Linked DNA regions of Homo sapiens: region 1 is linked to region 2. The links are chromatin loops, found by intact Hi-C in ENCODE. Cell type or tissue: GM12878. All regions are shown on one strand. Each heading gives the region's core, and the rest is flanking DNA. Links, peaks and the distances in the headings are about the cores only. Region 1 overlaps DLEU1 (deleted in lymphocytic leukemia 1). Region 2 overlaps DLEU1 (deleted in lymphocytic leukemia 1).

Evidence for each region. Peaks named below come from ENCODE experiments on the same cell type or tissue, not always from the same donor. Only the 100,000 strongest peaks of a DNase experiment are listed, where the experiment ranks them.
Region 1: it touches region 2 in a loop (5-fold over the local background); 7 of 110 quality-filtered maps call a loop at or near these places.

The regions. Positions count from the first base shown.
Region 1 is chr13:50,239,877-50,251,811 of GRCh38, reverse strand. The region is part of intron 2 of DLEU1 (deleted in lymphocytic leukemia 1); the gene reads right to left. Among named protein-coding and RNA genes, the nearest start is that of DLEU2, 120 kb to the right of the region's middle. RefSeq lists enhancers at 2,242-2,757, 6,396-7,595. In GM12878, for the core only: no CTCF peak of the experiment used is centred there; a DNase peak (open chromatin) is centred at 6,611.
Region 2 is chr13:50,359,515-50,371,449 of GRCh38, reverse strand. All of the region lies in intron 2 of DLEU1 (deleted in lymphocytic leukemia 1), which reads right to left. It also overlaps the pseudogene RPL34P26. Among named protein-coding and RNA genes, the nearest start is that of DLEU1-AS1, 160 kb to the left of the region's middle. RefSeq lists a silencer at 4,323-4,617. In GM12878, for the core only: no CTCF peak of the experiment used is centred there; DNase peaks (open chromatin) are centred at 4,469 and 5,469.

The sequences.
Region 1 (11,935 bases), core at 1,961-9,960, 120 kb after region 2:
CCAAAAAAAGTACCAAATCTCAGGTACTGAGCTAGGTGCCGAGAATCATGAGAGAATAAATCCAATCTCAAGCAGTTTAGAGATGAATAAAAGACAAAAACTACGAGCAAACCATATAACACAGTAGGTAACATTTGCAAAATTTGAGATGAATACAAAGAAGTGAGATAGTACAGAAGAAAAGGCGATTAACATCATCCAGGAGAGGGTGGTCAGAGAAGTGTCACTGAGTGGGTTTTTCAAGGAAGATTTTTCACTCTTACTTCTCTGTAGATGATTCATGAATTCAGAGCACCCATGTAAATCATTTTGGTTTCCAATATTTTCTCTTTTTTTTCTATATTTTATTTTAACCCATTCCTCAAGGCCAGCCCTAGACAGTTTGAGTCTAGAGAAATGTGGTATCTTATTCCATGGCCTCCCCTTCATTATCCTTTAATTTCAGGTCACTCCCCCGACCCCAACAAGGCCTTTGCCCCTTCTTTCCTTTCTCTTCCTTCAAAAAGTAATGTTACACTTACTCCTGCTAATGTATTATATTTTCTTAGAATACATGAATTTTATAAGATGCCCTTGAGAGAAAGTCACCCTAAGAAATGAATCTCCATATAAGTGTGGAAGATCTGCTCCAAACTCTTTAATTCATAACAAACAAGACCTTCTATTTTGTCTGTAAGTCACACCAACACTGCCAAAACAAGCATGAGTCTCCAAGTTTACTATAATACCTCTATGTGCATCTTGGATTATTTCTCTCTCCAGCAAATATGAGAAAAACTTGAAGTGATCCTCACACACGAACTTTGCAAAAGAACATTTAGATTTCACGGAAATCAGCAGGTGTGGTAACTCATACCTGTAATCCCAGCCCTTTGGAAGATCAAGGCAAGAGGATCACTTGAGGCCAGGAGTTTGAGACCAGCCTGGGCAACAGAGTGAAATCATGTCTTTATGGAAAAGAAAAAGATAATTACCCAGGCATGGTGGTACATGGCTGTAGTCCTAGCTACTCAGGAGGCTGAAGCAGGAGGATCGCTTGAGCCCAGAAGTTCGAGGTTACAGTGAACTCTGATCATGCCACAGCACTCCAGCCTGGGCAATAAAGCAAGACCTTATCTCTAAAAAAAAAAAAAAAAAAAAAGGTTCTTTACAAAAACGATTTCAGGGAAGCTTGATGACGGGGCTTTAGGGAAGTTCACTGGTGACATCTCGCTGGGATTCTCTTCCCCTCCCTTCACGCTTGGCCAATCTCTACACTTTATTCAGCCTCAGCTCAAACACTACTTCTTCAGCGAAGCCTTTCTTTTCTCACAACCCTCATTCTCATGGTAGCTTGTGGAATACTTCCACATATGTAATTAATTATTTAATGTCTATCTCCCCCCAAGAGATGTGTCTGTCTTGTGTTCAGCTGTATTCTCAGAGCTTAGCACAGTGCCTGGTACATAGAAGTTCTCACAGCAAGTATGTGTTGAATTGAATTATTATATCTGTGCTGTCCACGTGCTTCTATTGCTGCAACTATCACACTATATTGTAATGTGTTTGTTTCCATGTCTGTCCCTTAAGAGTAATCATAAATCACTAATTTTTGAATTCCCAGAGTGTAACACATTGCCAGGATAATCAATAATGAGGAAGGAAGGAAGGAAGTGAGGAAGGGAGGAAGAAAGAGAGGAAGGGAGTGAGGGAGGGAGGGAGACTCACTGACATTTCTACAGTTCCAATGAGATCTTAATAATAAATCCTGTTTATTATTATTTAAATAAAGCAGAGAATCAGGCTCTCAGTGTTAGAAGACTCAAAGATTCACAGTAATTCCTAACTTCCTCACGGGTTCTTTAGTCAGCATGTTTGCAAGAATCTATAGCAATCTCATTGTCCTCCTCCGGAAAAGAGAATAAAAACTAACATTTCTGGGCACCTACTATGTGTCAGGCACTTTACATACAGCATAGTTAGTTTAGCAACAAACTAACTGAATAAACATCCATTGAGTTGGTACTAAGTGCCCTGCACATGACCTTGGAGATCAAAGATTTATTATTGTCCCTTTAAAAAATATGACTCCTTGAACTCAGTGCAAAATTTCAGTTGCGTCCTAGTCAGTACAGGGGTGTGGGATGCACTGTCTCTATCACTCCAGCATAGGATTCCAATAAATCACTTTACCACTGCAGACCTCAGGTTGCCTAACACAGTGCTTATGGCCAACTAACTCCTCACTGAGACTTTTTTAATTTAAATGCTGTCAAGCCAATATGTCCCCCACCTTGATTGAGTCAATTCATTTCAAAACTTAAACTGAGTTTATACTTTTGGCTTTACACTAATTTTAGACTATCACTGTAGCCAGTCCAAATTGTAATTCTCTAGTTCATGCCTATTCTATCATCAAACACAAAAGAACAGCAGGCTAAACCTACAAAGTGACCTTGGACAAGTCTCTTAACTTCTCTGAACAGGGCTAACCCACTGAACAACTCCAGGGGGCCCCATTCATCCCATTGTCTATGCGAATGCCTCCTCCTGAAGTTGTGTTGTGGTCTCAGCCCTGGATCTGCCATTCCTCATCTGTAAAATCAATGGGTTAGACCAAAAACCTTACTCTATGATTTGGGGTCACTTATACTTTTTGATAATTATTCCTTCTATACTTTCATCTTCTTTCCTAATAAAATTACTGATGAGCTGCAAAATACAGAGTAGGATGTGTGTCCCCCAGGTCTCATTTTGCATTCTTGGGAGGCTGCTCTAACTAGGTCAACAGTCACCCTTCACTTCCTTTAGAGCACCATAGGCCTTCAAGAGTGTGGAAGGAGCAAGCAAACTGCCACTTCCTTGTCACACTGAGCAAAATCCTTGTGAGCAATGATGTGTAACAACATGAAACATATATTCTGAAAAACCCCTGAAAAAAGACATCTGGCCGACCCTCAATGGATCTCATCCACAGAGAGAATAGAATAACTGATCTGAAAGTCACTGGTCTTGGCATTGTGATCGATTATGTGCCTTGCTCTTTTGGTTTTGTTGAGGCTGACATCCATAATAGTGAGCTGTGATTGGCTGTTACTGGAAAGACAGGAAAATGCCATGCAGCACAGTGCTGGTTCAAAATGAAACCAATAGTACTAGATTTCTTTATGTTACTAATTATGTCTCCTGAAAATGGGTAGTAAGTTGGGAAATAATTCGATAAAAGGAAACATGATAAATGTACTATTTATCAGAGTGGGCATGGTGGCTCATGCCTATAATCCCAGCACTTTGGGAGTCTGAGGTGGGTGGATCACGAGGTCAAGAGATAGAGACCATCCTGGCCAACCAACATGGTGAAACCCCATCTCTACTAAAACTACAAAAATTAGCTGAGTGTAGTGGTGCATGCCTGTAGTCCCAGCTACTTGGGAGGCTGAGGCAGGAGAATCACCTGAACCTGGGAGGCGGAGGTTGTAGAGCCGAGATCATGCCACTGCACTCCAGTCTGGGTAACAGAGTGAGACTCCATCTCAAAAAAAAAAAAGTACTATTATCTATAAGAGGCAAATTAGCATGTGCAAAAGCCCTGCCTGACATGGGGGCAGAGGTTAGTGAGTTCCAGAAACTGAAGGAAACCAAGGTGTTAAGAGCACAGTGAGCAAGGGGGAAGAGGGTGGGAGATGAGGCCAAGAGGGACCAGACCCTACATGGATGTGTCGACCACGTTAAGAAACTTGGGTTTGAACATCCTTGTCCAACAGTAGAGGAATGGGGTAGTAAATTAGGTTATTGCAGCACCACAGAATTCTACCCATCACTGATTCCCAAAGTATGTTCTAAACAGTTTTTAGTGTGACAGTTTTTCATAGTGTAAAAAGAAAACATTTCACGTAAATATTAATTTGGAGAATATGTGTCAAATCCTCATCTTTTAAAAAAGCATTTTACAATATTATAGGCTTTCAGAAATACTACAGTGAAGAAATTTGTTTACTTTTATAATTTCCCAAACTTATTTGACTTCAGTGATGTTTTATTATCCCCAAGTAATGTCAATTAAATCTCAAGAAAATAGCATTCTGTAGAATATATTTTGGTAAATATTGCTATACATTCATTATAGATGATCACATATGGGAAGCCTATAGAAAAATGAAAAACATACCATGATACAACTATATAAAAATATACATGTATGCAAAAGTTATATTTAACTCAAAAACATCTGCTGCTTAGGATGACAGATTTATCAGTGATTTATTTATTTCTTTAAGTCTTCTTTAACACTGATAATAAATCATTTTTTCAATTAAAAATTATAAATTAGTCAAAAGCAATGAGAGCCATATTTTTTTAACTTATTTGAATTTTTGCCAATTCAATCAATCCATGGGTGGCTGCACAAATTTCACTCCATTAGTGAAATTTCACATTCATTATTATGAGGAAGAAACTAGTCATCATAATACCAGTTCTAATCCCTTGCTGGCAGGTTAATCTAATTAACTTCTCTTAATTGGATGAGTTAATTTAAACTAAAATGCAATTTGATTCATACCATGTTTCACTCCAGACATCACCATAGGATACATGGAATTCTCCGAACTCTTCCAATCCCATTACTACTCAGAAAGCCATTTCAAAGAGCATTTCACAGGCAGAGATCAAAACCTTTCTAAAACGTAAGTGTTGGGGCCAGAAATTAAGTCACTGTATTTTCAGTAATTCATTCATTTATTTATTCAACAAATACTTATTGAGAGCACTAGGCAATGCCTAAGAATATAAAAATTAAAAAGAAAATCATTATCCACAATGAATTCTCAGTAGGTGATACAGACATGCAAAAAGAAATAATGGAATATGGAATAAATTCCCTTACTCTGGTGTTTATTGGCATAACATTAGTTCAGAAAAGAGAAGCCAGTTGTTCCCAGCACAGGAAGAGTGGGTCAGAAAGGCTTCAAAGAGGATGAAATGTTTGAGTAGTATCTTCAAAAATGGGTTTGCCAGGCAGATGAGATTGAGAACACATCCCAGGTACACAGAAAAGAGTGTACAGAACATAGATGTGTAACCCAGCATGAATGCCAAGTGGGACCTAGTAAGAAGGCACAAAAACCTGCTGTGAATCTATCAAATAAGATAGAAATTAACACACGACCGTAAGTTTGGATTTTAGATGGCAACAGCCATTATAAAGCAACAGAAGATTCAGCAAACTAAAGAGAAAGAGTCAAATCTCAGTTGGTTGAAGAGCAAATGAGTGTTGGCGCCGGGGGCAGTGGCTCACGCCTGTAATCCCAGCACTTTGGGAGGCTGAGGTGGGCGGATCGCTTGGGCCCAGGAGTTCAAGACCAGCCCAAGCAATATGGCGGAACCCTGTCTCTACAAAAAATACAAAAATTATCCCCGCGTAGTGGCACCCGCCTGTAAGCCCAGTTACTCGGGAGGCTGAGGCTGGAGAATCACTTGAACCCAGGAGGTGGAGGTTGCAGTGAGATTGCACCACTGCACTCCAGCCTGGGTAACAGAAGGAGACTCCATCTCAAAAAATAAATAAATAAATAAAAATAAAAGTGTCGGGAAGCATACTCAGTAGACCCAGTCATTTGTGGGGCTCAGACATTTTGGCAAGTGATAGACTTAATTCATGTAATAAGCAGGTGTTTATCATGGAATTCTGCTGTGCATGTATTAATTTAAAAAATAAATATTTGGCTGGGCGTGATGGTTCACACCTGTAATCCCAGCACTTTGGGAGGCCGAGACAGGCAGATCACTTGAGGTCAGGAGTTCGAGAGCAGTCTGGCCAACAAGGTGAAACCCCGTTTCTACTAAAAAATACAAAAATTAGCCCCGCATGGTGGCGCACGCCTTTAGTCCCAGCTACCCAAGAGGCTGAGGTGGGAGAATTGTTTCAACCTGGGAGGCGGAGGTTGCAGTGAGCCAAGATTGTGCCATTGCACTCCAGCCTAGGTGACAGAGCGAGACCCCATCTCAATCAATCAATCAATCAATCAATCACTATTTTGTAACTGAATTTCCAATGTGTAGCATCAACAGCTACACAGCTACAACTACAGTATGAGTGATTCTTATAATTTCAGCAAGTCATCCTTTCATTTTTTAAAAAACAATAGTACTCAATGGCAGGTTGCAAATAAATCTTGATATCCTCAGATTAAATGCTATATAAAAATAAAGGATAATCCACTTCAAGTACAAAGATTCCTAAAGTGCAGAGCAAAGAAGCATGTGTTCTGAAATCTTCAATGGAACAAAAGGAGAGTGGTGCAGTTCACAGCAATGCTGCTCTCGGAATGTTTGTGGTGGCATTTCCCTAAGTGTTGCAGGACATTTTGTAAGTACGTTTACTCCTGCATGAAGAGACTAGGCTGTGCTCACACTTAAAGAAAGGTAAAGGGGAACATTATAGAATGGAAGAATTACAAGGGATCTGAAGTGTCATCTATCTAACCTCTATATTTGATGGATGAAGAAGCAGAATTAGAGAGGTTAAGTGAGTCACCCATGGTTTACACAGTGAGTCAGAGCTGAAACCAAGCCTGCAACCCAAGATCCCAGCTTCTAGTCATCTGGTGTATTTGTTTTTGCTGCACCCTCCTGACCTGTCCCAAAGGCCAAAACTAAGTCAGAAACAGAGCTAGAAGTCAGTTACAAGTTGAGTCAACAATGCGGTGATGCCATTACCCCTGGGCCTGTAACTGAGGGTACTTTTTGTAGTGAACGTGGGGGAGGGAAAATCACTCTGAACACCTGTGCTGTGCATACACTCACAACTCATGGAGCAAAGTTCCTCTTCCACCATTTCATAGTCAGTCAGTCAACGAATATTTCCTGGGGGCTACTCCATGCCAAGGACAGTGCTAGGCCTTGGAGATTACACTAAACCAGACAGAGCCTCTCCGCAGAATTACATTCTGGTTGGGGAAGACAGATAATAAACAAGTCAACTAATGAATACACGAGACAGTGGTAAGTCCTAGGCAGAGAAATAAAATGTGATGATGTAATAGAATGTGACAAGAGGGAAGGTGGGCACTGCCTCATCTTGGGTGGCCAGGGGAAGCCTCCTTCTTCTTATTAGTGGCTGGTGCGGAGGGCATGCAGTCAGGCATTAGGCATGAACGTTCACATGAGAATCCATGAAAGTGGCCTAAGCCTGATGTTCAAGGGATAAGGTCAATCAGAAGTCAAGGCAGGCATATGTGTGTCTACGTGCAGGGGGATTTCTGTCCACGTGTCACCAACAGCAGCGGGGAGAGAGTGGGCGGAGGGCAGTTCAAAAGAATTTTCTGTAACAGTTTGCTGCTGTTTCCTTTGGCTTCTATTAGGCTTAGCTACTTAATATGCAATGGTTTTCACCCTGTGGCCTTCCTTCCTTCCTTGAGGCTCTAATAATATTCAATTGTCCCCCTTTTTTCCACATGACTTCTTTCTTATTTTAACTGGATACAACTGTTCATAACCATGGGATGAAGTAAAGGTGATGGAGACTACTATCAAGATCCCCATCCTAATCATAAGCATTTCTAGGACCATGACAAATGTGGGAGAGCAGTGGAAATGCTGATTCAAGGGGCCTTCCAATAAACACAAATGGACTGAATCCAAAGTGAATGCAACACCATCACAGCTTCTTAAGGGAAAACAGCAAGGGGATGTTGGAATTAATTTGAGGCCTCTGACATTGAGAGAGTTGGAAGCAATACAAAACTCAAAAAGTCAATCTGCTTTGGGAATGTTAAAAAGAAACACTTGTTTGGAAAGAATTTTTAAGTGTGCAAAACGAAGACTATTTTCAGTGGAATCTGCTCAGTGAGCCTGACCACACACTGGGGGATGAGAGATGTATCGCTGATAGTAAAAACACAGTATAAAAGATGAAAAATGGTGCACCTGTATAGGGCACTTACCATGAATGGAGCTTGCAGGACCAGAATTTGCTCTGGGTGAGTCGGTGAGTGAGTGGGGAGTGAATGTGACGGCCTAGTAATGATTGTTCACTACTGTAGACTTTAGAAACACCTACACTTAGGCAACCCTAGATTTATAAAAAAGATTTTTCTTTCTTTAATAATAAATTGACTTTACCTTACTGTAACTTTTTTCTTTGTAACTTTCATTTTTTAGCCTTTTTGACTTTTATAAAAATATTTGGTTTAAAACACAAACACATTGTACAGTTGTACAAAACATTCGTCCTTTATATCCTTATTCTATATGCTTTTTTCTGTTTTTTAATTTTTTTAATGTAAACATTTTTGTTAAAAACCAGAACACAAAAGCACACATTAGCCTTGGCCTACACAGAGTCAGGATTATCAATATCATTGTCTTCCACATCCATATCTTATCCCAAAGGAAGTCTTCAGGGGCAGTAACATGTGTGAGCCGTCATCTCCTATGATAACAACACCTTCTTCTGGATACTTCCTGAAGGACCTGCCTGAAGCTGTTTTACAATTAACTTTTTAAAATATAAGTAGAAGGAGTACACTCTAACATAACGATAAATAGTATAGTAAATACGTAAACCAGTAACAGTCATTTATTAGCATTAGTAAGTATTATGTACTGTACATAATTATAGGTGCTTTTATATGACTGGTAGCATGGTAGGTTTGTTTACACCAGCATCACCACAAACACGTGAGTAATATATTGCCCTACAATATCATGATAGCTACGACATCACTAGGTGATAGGAATTTTTCAGCTCCATTATAATCTCATGGGACCAGTGTTGTATATGAGGTCTGTTGTTGACCCAAATGTCATTATTTGGCACATGACTGTAGTTATTTTGTGTTTTGTAATGTCTTTCCCTACTCCTCCTTAGTATCTAGATGGACTTTTAATGCTTTATTTTCCTTGTCTATGTAATATTTAGGAAAATTTTGGATGGCTAGCGGGAAAAGATTATATATCGCCCTAGTTTATCTTCCTGGATAGTTTTTTCTACCACTGCATCAAGCATCAGTAGTTTCTAAAGAGGGACTCTTCTCATGACCACAATGCACTGAAAACATGCCACCCCCAAAATTCCACCATCCTGCTGCACCCATGGAAGATGAAGTGACAATGATATAATCACCCTATAACAGTGAGTTGCAAAAGCCCAGCTCTCGAGACTAGGGAAACAGAAATACATCTGAGGAAACTCCAGCTGCAGAGTTCAGTGTGCCTTCCTATTCTGAAACCTTCATTTTCCTATCCCTTGTTTTGCTGAACCAAAATTTTGACTAAATTCTCTTTTGTTTCTCTGGGAAAGCTCCTAATAATGTATTCCATATGATCACTGCCCTTGGAATGGTTAATTTTTTGCTTAAAGCTAAGGCACTTTATCTTCATAGTATTTTAAATGTGAAAGTTTTCTGTCCTTTGAAGAGATTGGAGACGTAAATTTGGAAATAGTTTTTATGGTGTGATAATAATAATATATACCTTCTGCTCACAACTCTTCACCAAGGTGAAGGAGGAAATAAAAAATATTTTAGGTCAGATTTATAGTGTTTAGATTTTAATATATTCTTTAAATATAAACATGATATTTCAGATAATCACTGAAAATTGTCTCAGTTCAACTTTTTCCACTGCAATAAAGGAAGATTTAAGATTGTACACTTATACATGTGGTAAAATATATGATATCATATGTATATAAAGTATACAGAAGTAGATAAACATCTACAGCCTAAAGATGTAAAGCCTGAGATTATATATTTTAAATTTTTATAGCTCATCTAGAAATCTAATTTTATCATCTCAGATATCCTGGCTCAAAGATATGGAATTAAGAACCACGATTTTACATGGCTACATATATTTTATAACATACATATAGTAAATTGCATGTTTTGTTTTATTAAATATAATGACATATCATGCTAACTTAATGGAGATACAGTTGATTCTCATTATTTATGGATTCTGTATTTGTGAATTCCCTTGCTCACTAAAATTTTTTTATAACCCCCAAATCAATACAGCACTTTCGTGGACATTTGCAGACATGCGCAGAGCCGCATAAAATTTGAGTCACCCAATGCACACATTCCTAGCTGAGGTCAAACAAAGCAACACACTGTGTTCTTGTTTCAGCTCTTGTAGTATAAACAAGTGTCCTTTTTGCTGTGCTACGTTTTTTGCATTTTTGTGCTTTTTTTGCTGATTTCACTGTTTAAAATGGACCCCAAGTATAGTGCTAACATTCTGACTAGTGTTTCTAAGTGCAAGAAGGCTGAAATGTGCCTCAGGAGAAAATATGTATGTTAGATTAGCTTCATTCTGGAATTAACTTTTCAGGAATAGTGCTGTAGGCTCTAAGTTCAATGTTAATAAATCAACAATACATAAGTAATAACGTCTTTTTAAATAGAAATACACATAAAACAAGATTACGTATTGATCAGTTGAGGAACTGTTGTGACCAGAAGCTGTATTTACCCCAGATGGGATGTTTCAGTATTCACTAATTCAGTATTCATGGCAACTTTACAGACCATAACTACCATGAATAATGAGAAGCAACTGTATAACATTTTATTTCTTTATTTATTTACTTACTTACTTGCTTACTTATTTATTTTAGAGACAGGGTCTCACTCTGTCACCCAGGCTGGAGTACAGTAGTGTAATCATGGCACACCGCAGCCTTGAACTCCTGGGCTTCAGTGATCCTCCCCACCTCAGCCTCCAAGTAGCTGGGACTACAGGTATGCACCACCACATCTAGTAAATTTCTTTCTTTTTTCTTTTTTTAGAGACAAGGTCTCTCTATGTTGCCCAGGCTGGTCTTGAATTCCTGGGCTCAAGCAATCCTCCCATCTCAGCCTCCCAAAGTGTGGGGATTACAGGCATGAGCCACTGCGCCAAGCTGTATGACCTTTTTAAATGCCCATGTTAATACAAATGCTCTCCAGGGTGTCCATGCTTCCCGTCCTGAGTGCACAAAGATCCTGACTGTGGAGTTCTCTTTCCATAGAGCCTAATTTAGTGCTATTAATGTGGGTTTCCTTAAGCTCCTTATCAGGTCATGCATACCCAAAGGGCAGGGGGCCAGGAGGAAAGTAATGACCAGCAACCCTGGGTGCCTGGACGGTACTCCCTACACAGCACAGTCCTAGCCAGAGCTGTTACATGACAAGCCAAAAGCAGCTCACAGAGGCTGCATCCTGAAGGAGCCTCATTAGGACTGAGGCCAGGTTCCTACACCTGAACGGGGCAAGACAAGAAGGGACAGTCAAGAAGAGAAGCCAGGAGAATCAGAAAGTGAGGTTCAAAGGGAAGACACAAAGGCAGGATTGACAGGGACAATCGAGTCAGAGTTCAGGAATTTGCAGAGAAGTTGGATGTAGATCATGGCCTCTGGCCTGGAGGGAGAGAGGGGAAGAGCAAAACTGCTGACAGGGGTCGGGCACAGTGGCTCATGCCTGTAATCCCAGCATTTTAAGAGGCCCAGGCTGGAGTATCACTTGAGCTCAGGAGTTCAAGACAAGCCTGGTCAACGTGGCAAAACCCCGTCTCTACTAGAAAATATAAAAATTAGCCAGGCATTGTGGCAAGTGCCTGTAATCTCAGCTACTCAGGAGGCTGAGGCAGGAGAATTGCTTGAACCCAGGGGGTGAAGGTTGCAGTAAGCCAAGATTGTGCCTCTGCACTCCAGTCTTGGTGAAAGAGCAAGACTCTGTCTCCAAAAAAAAAAAAAAAAAAAAAAAAAAATAGTGGGCCGGGTGCGGTGGCTCAAGTCTGTAATCCCAGCACTTTGGGAGTCTGAGGCGGGCGGATCTCCTGAGGTCAAGAGCTCAAGACCAGCCTGGCCAACATGGTGAAACCCTGACTCTACTAAAAGTACAAAAATTAGCCAGGCGTGGTGGCACGTGCCTGTAGGCCCAGCTACTCGGGAGGCTGAGGCAGGAGAATCACT
Region 2 (11,935 bases), core at 1,399-9,398:
TTGCTATTTAAATATTCCCAATGTGCATATGTTTTTACTTTCCTACCAGATTGTGATTCATTCTCTGAGGGCAGCCATTCTTGCACCCAATCCCCAGGAAGGAGCCCAGAAGCACGTGCCAAGCTGGTCCCTCCAACACTGGCTAGAGGAATCAATGGATGGAGTAAATAACTAATTTACAATAAAAATTTAAACACTGCACTTACTTCCCATCATCCAGCCTACAAATTTTAGAGCCTCCTGCCTTGCCTTAGTGTACCCACCTCCAACACACTCCACCTGTCTTCTGCCCTCTCCCTCTTACTGTTTATTATTCCCTGAATGTGCACGCCCCGCCTGGCTGTCTCCCTCACACACTGAAAATGAAGTCCCTCTGGATGCTGCCCAGTGACAGTCCCTCCTCCCCTCTGTGTGCTCTGGACTTCCTACACTGAAACTTGAAAGTTATTTCTGAGAGACTTTAAATTTCCACTCAAGATTCCAACAAGTCAGAGTGTTCTGGGCAAAGCATGGATGCCAAGGAAGATACCCCAGTTTCATGGCTGACAAGCTTTATTGACGACTTATTTTAACTCTAGCTGAAGAAGACCATGAAACTAACCACCCCGTTTAAAACTGAAAACACACTCTCCTTGCTCGCAGCCCTCCCAATCTTCTTCAATCTGTTCTGTTTCTATATCACTCATCTCCTTCTAATAGCTTATGATTTACATATTTAATCTGTTCACTGTTCATGTCCCTGAACTAAAACATGAGCTCCACAAGGGCAGAGATTTTTTAAATTGTGGTGAAATACACATAATATGAAATTTACTATTTTAACCATTTTTAAGTGTACAATTCAGTGGCATTGAGTACATTCACACTGTTGTGCAACCATCACCACTATACGTCTCCAGAACTCTTCATCTTCTCAAACTGAAGCTCTGTACCCGGTAAACACTAACTCCCCACTTCCCCTTTTTGCCAGCCCCTGGCAACCACTCTTCTACTTTCTCTATGAATTTGACTGGTCTAGGTACCTCATATAAGCAGAACCATATATTTGTCTTTTTGTAACTGGGTTATTTCACTTAACATAATGTCATCAAGGTTCAGCCATGTTATAGCATATGTCATAATTTCCTTCCTTCTGAAGACTTAATAATATTCCATGTGTGGTAAATGCATATAGGCTACATCTTATTTATCTATTCACCTGTTGACGGGTACTTGCATTGCTTCTACCTTTTGGTTAATGCTGCTATGAACATGAGTCTACAAATATCTCTTCAAGATCCTGCTTTCCATTCCTTTGGGTATATTTCCAGAAATGGAATCATTGGATCATATGGTAATTATATTTTTAATTTTCTGAGGATCTACCATACTGTTTCCCATAGTACCTGTGCCATTTTACATTCCCACCAACAGTGCACAAGCGTTTCAATTTCTCCACATCCTTGTCAACACTTGTTACTTTCTGAAATGGCAGGGATTTCTGTCTATTCTATTTGCTGGTGTATGCTAAGCATGAAGAACAGGGCTTGACATGAAGTCAGCACCTGATAAGTATTCATAGAATTCAACTGTAGAACTGGTGTTGACAAGTGGCCCAGGATGGCCGGGGTTTGAACCTTGGCTTACACACTCAGACACTCCACATGGACACATTATTTGGCCTCCCTGAAGTTCAGGTTGTCATTCATCTGCAACAGCACCTATCTTGAAGGGTGTTGTCAAAGCCCAATAAGATGAGAGATGTAAAGCTCCCTGCCCACTGTGTCTGATACAGGACTCTCTTGCACATTTCCTTCCTTCCACACTGATTCTCTTGAACAGCACATTAAGCTGACTTGGAAAAAGACTATCAGTAATCAAGTTTGGTTAGAGAGAAGTCATTGTCTTTTTTGGTTAAGTTTCATTTGATCACCTCTTGATTTGTGAATCTAAGAGAAATCCCATCGACCCACAACCTCCTACACTGCCTTTTTTCTTCTTCGTAGCACATATCATTACTTGAAAGTATATGCAATGTCTATTATTTTTATCTGTTTATCCATTTTCTCTACCGGAACACAAGCTTCAGGTAGGAAAGGTCTTTGTTTTTCTTGACTACTGCCACATCTACAAGGCCCAGAACAATGCCTGCAACATAAAAAGTCTCAAGAAATATTTGTTAAATGAAGAATTCATTTAAACAGTTACTAATCACCTGTACAGGTATAGGCACTATGCTTACTACTGGGCATCCTATATAAATAAAATACAATTCCTGCCCTCAAGGATCTCACAGTTTAATTAAAAGATGATTATAAACAAATTATTAAATATAGTTTGAGATGCACAGTAAAGGAGCAGGTAAAAAATTATACAAAGAAAAAAGGTATTAAGTCTATCTGGAGGATGTTGTCAAAGAAGGCTTTCATAGGAAAGTGTCCCTTATGAATATTTTGAAGATTAACTAGGGTTGTTTCAGTAGGAAAAGAAGGAAAGGGCATTGTCAATTTAAGTGATAGTTAAGGTCACAAAGACAAGACACATAAGGCTTTATTGTGGAAACAACAAGTAATTTTGTGTAACTAGATATAAAGCTAAAGGGACAGTGTGATGCAACAGGAGCCCAGAGCCCAGAGGGGGCATAAATCATGGAGGCTTATTCAAGCATCATGCTTAGACTTGATGCTATAGATGATCAGAGCCACCAAAAGGCAACACACAAATAGATATTTATTTTAAGGAATCTATATGGCCCTGGTATGGCTGGAGGCCAGTTGGGAACCCCAGAGCTTCCTGGAGGACACCCACCATGGGGATTGGACCAAGCATTCCATTTTCATTCTCTGGGGGCTACAATGGGCTGCTAGACTGGCAGCTGGGTGCTGGACTCAAATTTGAGTCTTCTCATCTTCAAACTCTTCATCTTCTCAAACTGAAACAGCAAATTCTGAGAGTCTGAATCTCTGTTCTGACACTTTAAAGAACACTTTTTCAGGGTCCTAGTCACTGGGGTTTTAGAGCGGCTGCTTGAGTTAGGGTAGTTATATAGAATGTGGAATAAATAGCCATTGGACCTTTGGCTTTAACATTACACATTTCAAATTCTGTTTTATCTATAGAACTAACCTGGCCTATACTTGTGTTGACCCACTAGTAAAAAAGAGAATGTCTATTAAGCTTGGGCCAATTTATACTCTTTGAATGAATGTGTTCTGTATGGTGGGAGGAGAAAGATTTGGCCATACATTGCTACATCCCATGTTGCCTATGGACAAGAGTGTTCCTGACTGTATTCCTTTCCTAGGGCTACCATAACAAAGCACCATACATTGAGCAGCTTAAAACAGAATCATATTCTCTCACAATTCTGGAGGCTAGAGGTGTAAAATTGAGGTGTCAGCAGGGACATGTTCCCCCCTAAACCTGCGGGTGAGTGTCCTTCCTTGCTGCTCTCCTAGCTACTGGTGATTCACTGGCAATTTCTGGCATTCTTTGGCTTGTAACTGCATTAATGCCAGTCTCTGCCTTAGTTGTCACGTGGCATTCTCCTCATGTGTCTCTGTCTTCACAAAGCCACCTTCTTATAAAGACACCAGTCATATTGGGTTAGGGGCTACTCTGGTCTGAATGTTTGTGTCCCCTCAAAACTCATATGTTGAAATCCTAACCTCCAAGTTGATGGTATTAGGAGGTGGTGACTTTTGAGAAGCCATGAGGGAGGAGCCCTCATGAATGGGATTAGAACCTTTATAAAAGAGACCCCGTAGAGCTAGTTTGCCCCTTCCCCTATGTGAGGACACAGTCAGAAGGCACCATCAGTGGACCAGGAAATGGGCCCTCACTAGACACTGAATCTGCTGGTATCTTGATCTCAGACTTCCCAGCCTCCAGAACTATGAAAAATAAATATCTGTTGTTTATAAGCCATCTAGTTTATGGTATTTTGTTATAGCAGCTCAAACAGGCTAAGACATGAGCCCACTCTGCTGTGAGGGAGAACCTGTCCCAGGTCTCTCTCCTGGCTTCTGGTGGTTGGCTGGCAATCTTTGGCATCCCTTGGATTGGAGTTACATCTCCCCACCTCTGTCTTTATGTTCAAGACGTTCTCCCTGTGTACAAATTTCCCCTTCCTATAAAGGCACCAGTTATCTTGGTTTGGGACCCACCCTACTCCAGTACGACTTCATCTAAACTAATTGTATCTACAACGACCTTATTGCCAAATAACGTCACATTCTGAGGAAATGGGGATTAGGACTTCTACACATCTTTTGAGGGGAAGATATCACTCAACCTATAGCGATACCTCTTCTTTTGGCTGTTCAGTTGCAGTATTTAATCCAGTGCGATGAATGTGACAGTAAGTGTCCCAATGTGAATTAAGTCACCAGGCCAGCTCTGCCTACAAAAGCGCATAGTAGCACCATGGTTAGTTACCTCACACCAACACACCAAACAGCTTCACTTTCAAGATGACTGGAGAAGAGGTTGAGTGGGGTTTCATCAAACTTGTGGTCATTCTGACTAAAAGCTGGAATGGGAACTTTTCATTGTCACTTAAGACATAATGGCATTGTTGAACTTTAATGGCACAGCAAATAGAATATCAGTTTATGGGGCACACTCAGGTGCTTCTGTGCTGTCATCTCATTTGAGGCTTTTCAAAGGACAGTGGTGCTTTTAATCACAGCAACACTATATAATAATTAGTAATGACAATATGTACTTTGAGTTGCCCTAGAGGGCCACAGAATCTCAGGCTGCCACCCCTGCAATTAGATTAACAGCTGGCAAAAAGCCAAATTAGGGAGAGAGGGGAGAGATCTACTATCAAATTCAATAGGCGTTTGTTTTGAATTAAGCATTCAACCTCCTGGTGGGGAAATCTGCTCTGATTGTACCCTGCCATTTATATACGTAAAATACGTTAAAAGAAAAATACATATTCTGTACCCTGTTAGCCATTAACAGTTTTCAGAGTTCTTTCTCATTAGGCTATTTCTAATGGGACCCATGAGACTCAAGTTCATGATTGAGGGAGCTGCCCCTATGCCAGAGAAGGTCCCTGAGAACAACCAGGAAGACACAGTTTGTATGCCCCTTATTTATTTTATTTCATTCAAGCAAACAGTTGGCAAGAGCAGACATTTCCTATTGCCTGGGCACTGTTTAATCACTGTTTAAATATTTGCCATCCTGTCTTTGTTTTGGTTAGAATTGCTGAGTTAATGTAATACAGATTTGTACCCTCTGCTGAGTGAAATATAGATTTCGTCTTCTGAACTAGGGCTATGTTCACTGGAAATAGTTTTCTCACTCCCCACCCCCACTGCTTGTCTTTCATTTTATGCATTATATTAATCCTTTTCATAGCTTCTCAAATGCCTACAGGTTACCGACAAATTGCCCCCAGGCAGTTTCAACACTTTCGGTTTCAGCAAACCTGGCCTTATGTGTGACTCATTGTGAAATTTTAAGGACTCTTAAGTCAATCTCTGAGTACCAACTTAGAAAAATATCCGTCCTAGGCAAGAACCTCATCATCTGATGGACATTCTGAGGTTAAGGTAAAATGAGTTTCTGGCCTCAGGCCAGTTTCTGACCGGCAGCGGGTTTGTACCAAGGACCCCTTCTGTTAACGAAACTCTGCAAGGTGGAGCTGGATCCGGGTTAACTTGGCTTCTGTGTAACCTGATTTCCCCCAGGCCTCACAGCCTGGGTATACTTAAACAGTCACCTTAACAGTCATAACTCAGATTTCACTGCCTCTCACTCCCACCTGTTGATAGAGAGCCTATGGCTCCATATTTTACAGAATTTTTATAAAAGTGCATTTCAATTTTAACAGACTCTCAATGTCACACTTCACAAATCGAATGGGATCTGAACAGGAAAGAACTATGAGTATGTGGCAGCATTCTCACTCTTTCTCCTCCTCTCTGATAACCATGATTCAGTTCTCTAGCAAGGCTGTCATTTCCGGCTCCTTCTCCCCTCAGAACAAGCACCCTCTCACTCCCACACTCCTCAGTCCTCAGCAGTAGGTTCTTCTGCAAGAACTTGCAGACTGGCCAGATGGTCAGCTCTCAATCCCAATTGGACTCTACCTTAGGACTCCAGCAGACCTGAAATAGCTGCTCACTTCTCTGGAAAAAAACTTTGTTGAAATTAAAAGGTCTGAGGCCTCTTATTCCAATAATTGCAGACTAGGTAATTACTACCAAACCATCTACAAAAGCAAACTAGAAAAACTGGATAAAATATTAAAAATATGTTCAATGAAACAAGAAAGTGAACACAATAGTGAATAATCATCATGACAGAACCCAACAGAAGACATAAGATAGAAAACGAATGAGAAGAACCCTACCAAAGCCCTAACTTACTGACATGAAAGTTTCCAGGCCATATCATAGGAATGAGAAACTCCAGTGCAGCTCAACGATTCCCTACAATGAAGAAATGAAGCAAGGGTTTGGAAAGACCAACATGGCTAAAGTTGGCAGGACAGAGAGGGGACAAAGAGTTGCAGGGAAAGAGAATCAGACATCTGTAGATGGTCCCCCTGAATATTCAACAGAGTACTAATCAGTGCACACAGCTGAGGAAGCTAGCAGAGACCAGGGGAAGAACCATCTAAAAGAATTACAAAGAACAGCAACTGGAGCTCACATGAGGTCAGAAAAAGTGACTGTTGCCAGTAACTAGATTGAAGAACCTTATAATTTTACATATAATTGAGTAGAATATTCAGAAAGATGTTGCCTCAGTAGTAGAAGGTTATTAGCCCTAAGCTAAACGATGTTCTAGTCTTGCTTTCCAAATATGAAAGGTAAGCCATAAATGGATCAGTTTCTAAGTAACTTAACTGCATCTCAGAACAAAGCCCAAACATGTATAGGAATAAAAAAAAATAACCATCACAATGTCTGCCATTCAAACAAAAGTTATTGGGCATGCAAAGAAATGAGAAAACATTGAGGAGAAAAATTAGTCAAAAACAACCCAAAACTGACACAGATGTTAAAATTAACAGGCAAAGGAATTTAAAAAGATATTAAAATTGTATTCCATATATTCAAAAAGTTTAACAGAAATGGAGGAGTTATTTTTAAAGACCTAAATCAGACTCCTAGAGACAAAAACTGCACTGGAAGGGATTAATGGCAAGTAAATTCAACTAAACATTTAAGGAAGAAATAATGCCATTTGTACGTAGACTCTTCCAGAAAATTAAAGAAGAGAGGAGATTTCCCAATTCATTCTGCAAGGCCAGCATTGCACTGATAACAAAACTAAACAAAAATATTTCAAGAAAAGAAAACTACAACCTAATATTCTTCATAAAACAGATGTAAAAATTCTCAATGCAATTTTAGAAAATCAGATTCAACAATATATAAAAGGGATAATACATCATGACCAAGTGAGGTTTGTCCCAGGAATGCAAAGCCGATTTAACATTCCAAAATCAATCACTGTAATTCACCATATTAACAAACTAAAAAAGAAAAACTATATATCATTTCAATACATGTATAAAAAGCATTTGACAACATGCAACCTTCATTCTGATAAAAACCCTTAGCAAACTAGAAACAGAAGAAAAGTTCCTCAAATAAACGAAGGACATGTACAAAAAATCTACAGCCAACATCCCACTTAATCGTGAGAGACTGAATTCCTTTCCCCTAAGATCAGGAACAAAACAAGGATATCTGTTCTCACCACTTTTGTTCAGCATTATACTGAAGATTCCCACCAGCACAATATGTAATGAAGTCCAAACTAAAGGCATAAAGATTGGAAATAGAGAAGTAAAAGCAAGAAAATGACAAGATCATCTGTGTGGAAAATCTGCCGGAATGTACAAAGAAGCTACTAGAACTAGTAAGTGTGCTAACTAATATAGCAAGATTACAGCATTGCAATACTAGTATACAAAATTAATTGTATTTTGTATATAAGCAATGAAAAATCCAAACATGAAATTCAAAATCAATACAATTTACAATGACATCAAAGAATACAGAATTCTAGGAATAAATCTGACAAAAATATAAAGAAGCTATACACCAAAAATAATAAAACATTGCTAAAAAATTTAAGATGGTCTTAATAAATGAACAAACATACTTGCTCATGAATTGGAGGATTCAATATTTTTAAGATGTCATTTTTTCTAAGTTGATGTATAGTTGCAACACAGAATCTGATAAGGAATAAATACTCAAAGTATTAAATTGGTACAAAAGTAATTGCAGTTTTTGCCAATAAAAGTAATGGTAAAAACCACAATTACTTTTGCACCAACCTAATATATAAATTCCTAAAACACAATGAAACCAATTTAAAAATGGGCAAAGGACTTATATAGACGTTTATCTAAAGATATACAAATGGCAAGGATATTCAACATCACTAATCATTAGGAAAATACAAATCAAAATCATAATGAGATACTATCTCACACCCATTATGAGGGCTATTTCCAAAAAAAAAAAAAATACCCAGAAAATAAAGTGTGGATGAGGACGTGAAGAAATCAGAACTCTTTGCACTATTGGTAGCAATGTGAAACTGTATAGTCGCTATGGAAAAAAGTATGTAGGTTCCTCAAAGAATTAAAGATAGAACTACTATATGATCCAGTAATTCCACTTCTAGGTATATACTCAAAAGAATTGAAAGCAGATATTTGTACACACATTTTCATAGCAGCATTATTCACAATGACCAAAAAGTGGAAGAACCCAAGTGTCCATGGATGTATGAATAAATAAGCAAAGTATGGTATGCCGATAATGGAATAGTATCTGGCCTTAAGAAGGAAGGGAGTTCTGATTCATGCTGCAACATAGAGGAATCTTAAGGACATTAAGCTAAGTGAAATAATACAGTCACAAAAAGACAAATAGCATGTGATTCCACTTATAAGAGGTACTTAGAGCAGTCAAATTCATAGAGACAGAAAGTCGAATGGCCATTGCTAGGGGTTTGGGGGAGGGAGGAGGGGAGTTAGTGTTTCATGGGTACAGAGTTTCTGTTTGGGAAGATGAGTTCTGGAGACTGATGGTTGTACAACACTGTGAATATACTTAATGCCACTGAACTGTACACTTAAAAAGGGTTAAGATTGTAAATCTTATGTGTATTTTACCACAATAAAATTTTTTTTACAATACTAAGTTAAAAAAAAAAAAAGAAGAAGACCTCTCGGCCAGGCTTCTATGCCTTATGTGTGAATAATGCCTTCGAGGAGAGGCTATTGGCCAAACACCAATCACCCACTGCCAAAACTTGATTCACCAGAGAATTGATTTTAAATTGTTTTTTCACATGTGCTGATGGTTGTCAGCATCCAGGGTAATAAACCAAGCCAGGAGAGGCACCCCTGTGTTTTCACAAGTCATTTGTTCCTAGCAATTCATTCATTAAGCACACCAACATTAAGCATCTTTCTGTGTTCCAGGCATTGGACAAGGTGCTGAGGTTTCAATGGGGAATAAGGCATAATCACTGCCCTCATGGAGTGCTCCTAGTGCCTAGTGCTGGGCAGGGTGGTGAGGGTCCAGGGAGGGGGACTAGAGAGAGAGAATAAACAAATAAGCAAGCAATCTTAATATTAAAAATTATGTGGAGGACCTCGCAAGGTTCGCAAGGTTTTCTTCTTCCTCTTCCGGGGACATTGTCTGCAGGCACTCAGAATGGTCCTGCGTTTGACACACCAACATAGGCTTTCCTACAATACAACCTCTAACAAAACTAAGCTGTCTGGAACCCCTGGTAATAGAATCATTTACCTTTATACCAAGAAGGTTGGGAAAGCACCAAAATCTACATGTGGTATGTGCCCAGGCAGACTTTGAGGGGTTCATGCTGTAAGACCTAAAATTCCTATGAGATTGTCCAAAACAAAGAAATATGTCAGCAGGGCCTATGGTGGTTCCATGTATGCTAAATGTGTTCATGACAGGATCAAGCATGCTTTCCTTATCGACGAAGAGAAAATCGTTGTGAAAGTGTTGAAGGCACAAGCACAGAGTCAGAAAGCTAAATAGAAAATGAAACTTATTAACAAAAATGAAAAGACTTGCAAAAAAAATTGTGTGGAGTGAATAAACAAGTGCTTCTTTGTCAAGAAGCAGCTGGAGGAGGATATTATAGGAAAAAAATAATCTGAGAAGCCACCTCCATAGAAGGTAACTCCTTGAATTGCTTAACAGAGAGGTTAAACAGCAAACTCCATGATGCTATAGTGAGATGCCCCCATTTGGGAGAAAACTGTAGGTTCTCTCCTTTAGACTTAGCTCTTTTCGGAAACCCACTCCATAAGCACACTATTAAAACATGTCAGATGGAAGAGATGTAGGTGTACTTATACATACACATATATTAACATATACATATCCAAATAGGTTCTTTCAAAGAATGACAGGTTTTGCCTCCCTGAGATCACTGGAACTTAGGATTTTGTCTATAGCTTTCTGTTTTCATGTTTAGGATTTATTTTGAACAGCAAGTTTTGCACCTGTACAGAAAGATTTAGCTGACTTCAACAACTCAATTCATCAAGTTGTTCCTGAGTGCCTGCCTGCCAGGCCCTGCTCTAGGCACGGGGACACAAGAGTGACGGTGCCTTGTTGAGACATGAGTGTCCCAGCACTCAAGGAGCCAGCAGGCTTTTGCTGAGCACCAGGGATAACAAGAGTTCCTCCCAAGGTGACTTTCCCTGGGTGGGAATATCATATCAGATGACATCTCTAGTCTCAGACCAAATTACAAACTCAAAGAAACTTGGTAGGGTGGCAGGGCAGGGCAGGCCTGTGCATGCAAAACAGGGGCCCCAGCTGACCTTCTAGGGAGGGCACACGTTTCAAAAAATTTTTTGGCCGTATTGGTTCCTTCACTCATTAGTTGAGCAACAACTACATCAGTGTTTATCCCAGTGGCTATGGGGGTCGATGGCCCCAACAGGAACTCTTTCCCTTCAGAGCTAGAGTCTCAGGACAAACGAGAAACACCTTGTGTGGAGTAGGCTCCTAGCTCAGGGTCACACGGCAGTGGTGGCAGGGCTGGGATGAAAGATCTGCTGATAAGAGTGTTCCCATCACATGCTTTGGTGGATGCACACATGCAGATCAGCATTTGGGGGCAGCCTTCCTCTCCCCTACACCTCCAGCACGTCCCAAGGCTGCATCGGGTGTGATGGCGCAGCTGGCTCTGACCCTGGCATGAGCCTAATCTAAGCAGAAGATGTCAGGAAGGAGGTACGGAGTGGCATGCTTTCCCTATTTGGTGCCTTCAAGGCTGTGCTGCCCTTGGGCTGGGCTGGCGAATGGAGAAAGCTGGTGAGACAGTGGATACGATGAAGTCAACCTGTGATCTTAAACTGGAGGGGAAATACTCCTTGTTTATGGCTTAGAGATCCCACCCCGAGGAAGAGTGCTCAGCAAACTGAGGGCAAGGCACACTCATCAAAGAACCCACTAGTTCGCAGAATCAGTCAAGCAAAGCGATTGATGCCGTCATCAAAGGAGTGATGTTATACGCAAATTACCTAGCTTGCTACAGACACTGGCAGCTTTTCCTTGCCTCTCCAACTGCAAAAGCAAATCGCACTCTACCTCCAGAAATGAAAAGAAGCACTCCCTCTCCAGGTACAACCCCAGTAAGGCACATGGGAAAAATATAAGTCTCATCCAGTGCTCAGCTCTTTCCAAAAGTCAGACACCCCTCACGTCTTCTATCCCATGTGTGGCTATGGCCCACTGTCCACAGGAGGCATTTCTCTGCTAGAAAGGTAGAGCTCTTCCAGTCTTCCCAGTCAAACAAGAAGGCTCAGCCTTTGTGGTCCTCAAGTAGCTTGCAGGGAGCAAGAAGTCGGGAAGTGGGAAATTCCAATTCCTCTGGAGTAAGGAGATGCTGTTTCTTTACTGGGGAAAGAGAGTAAGCA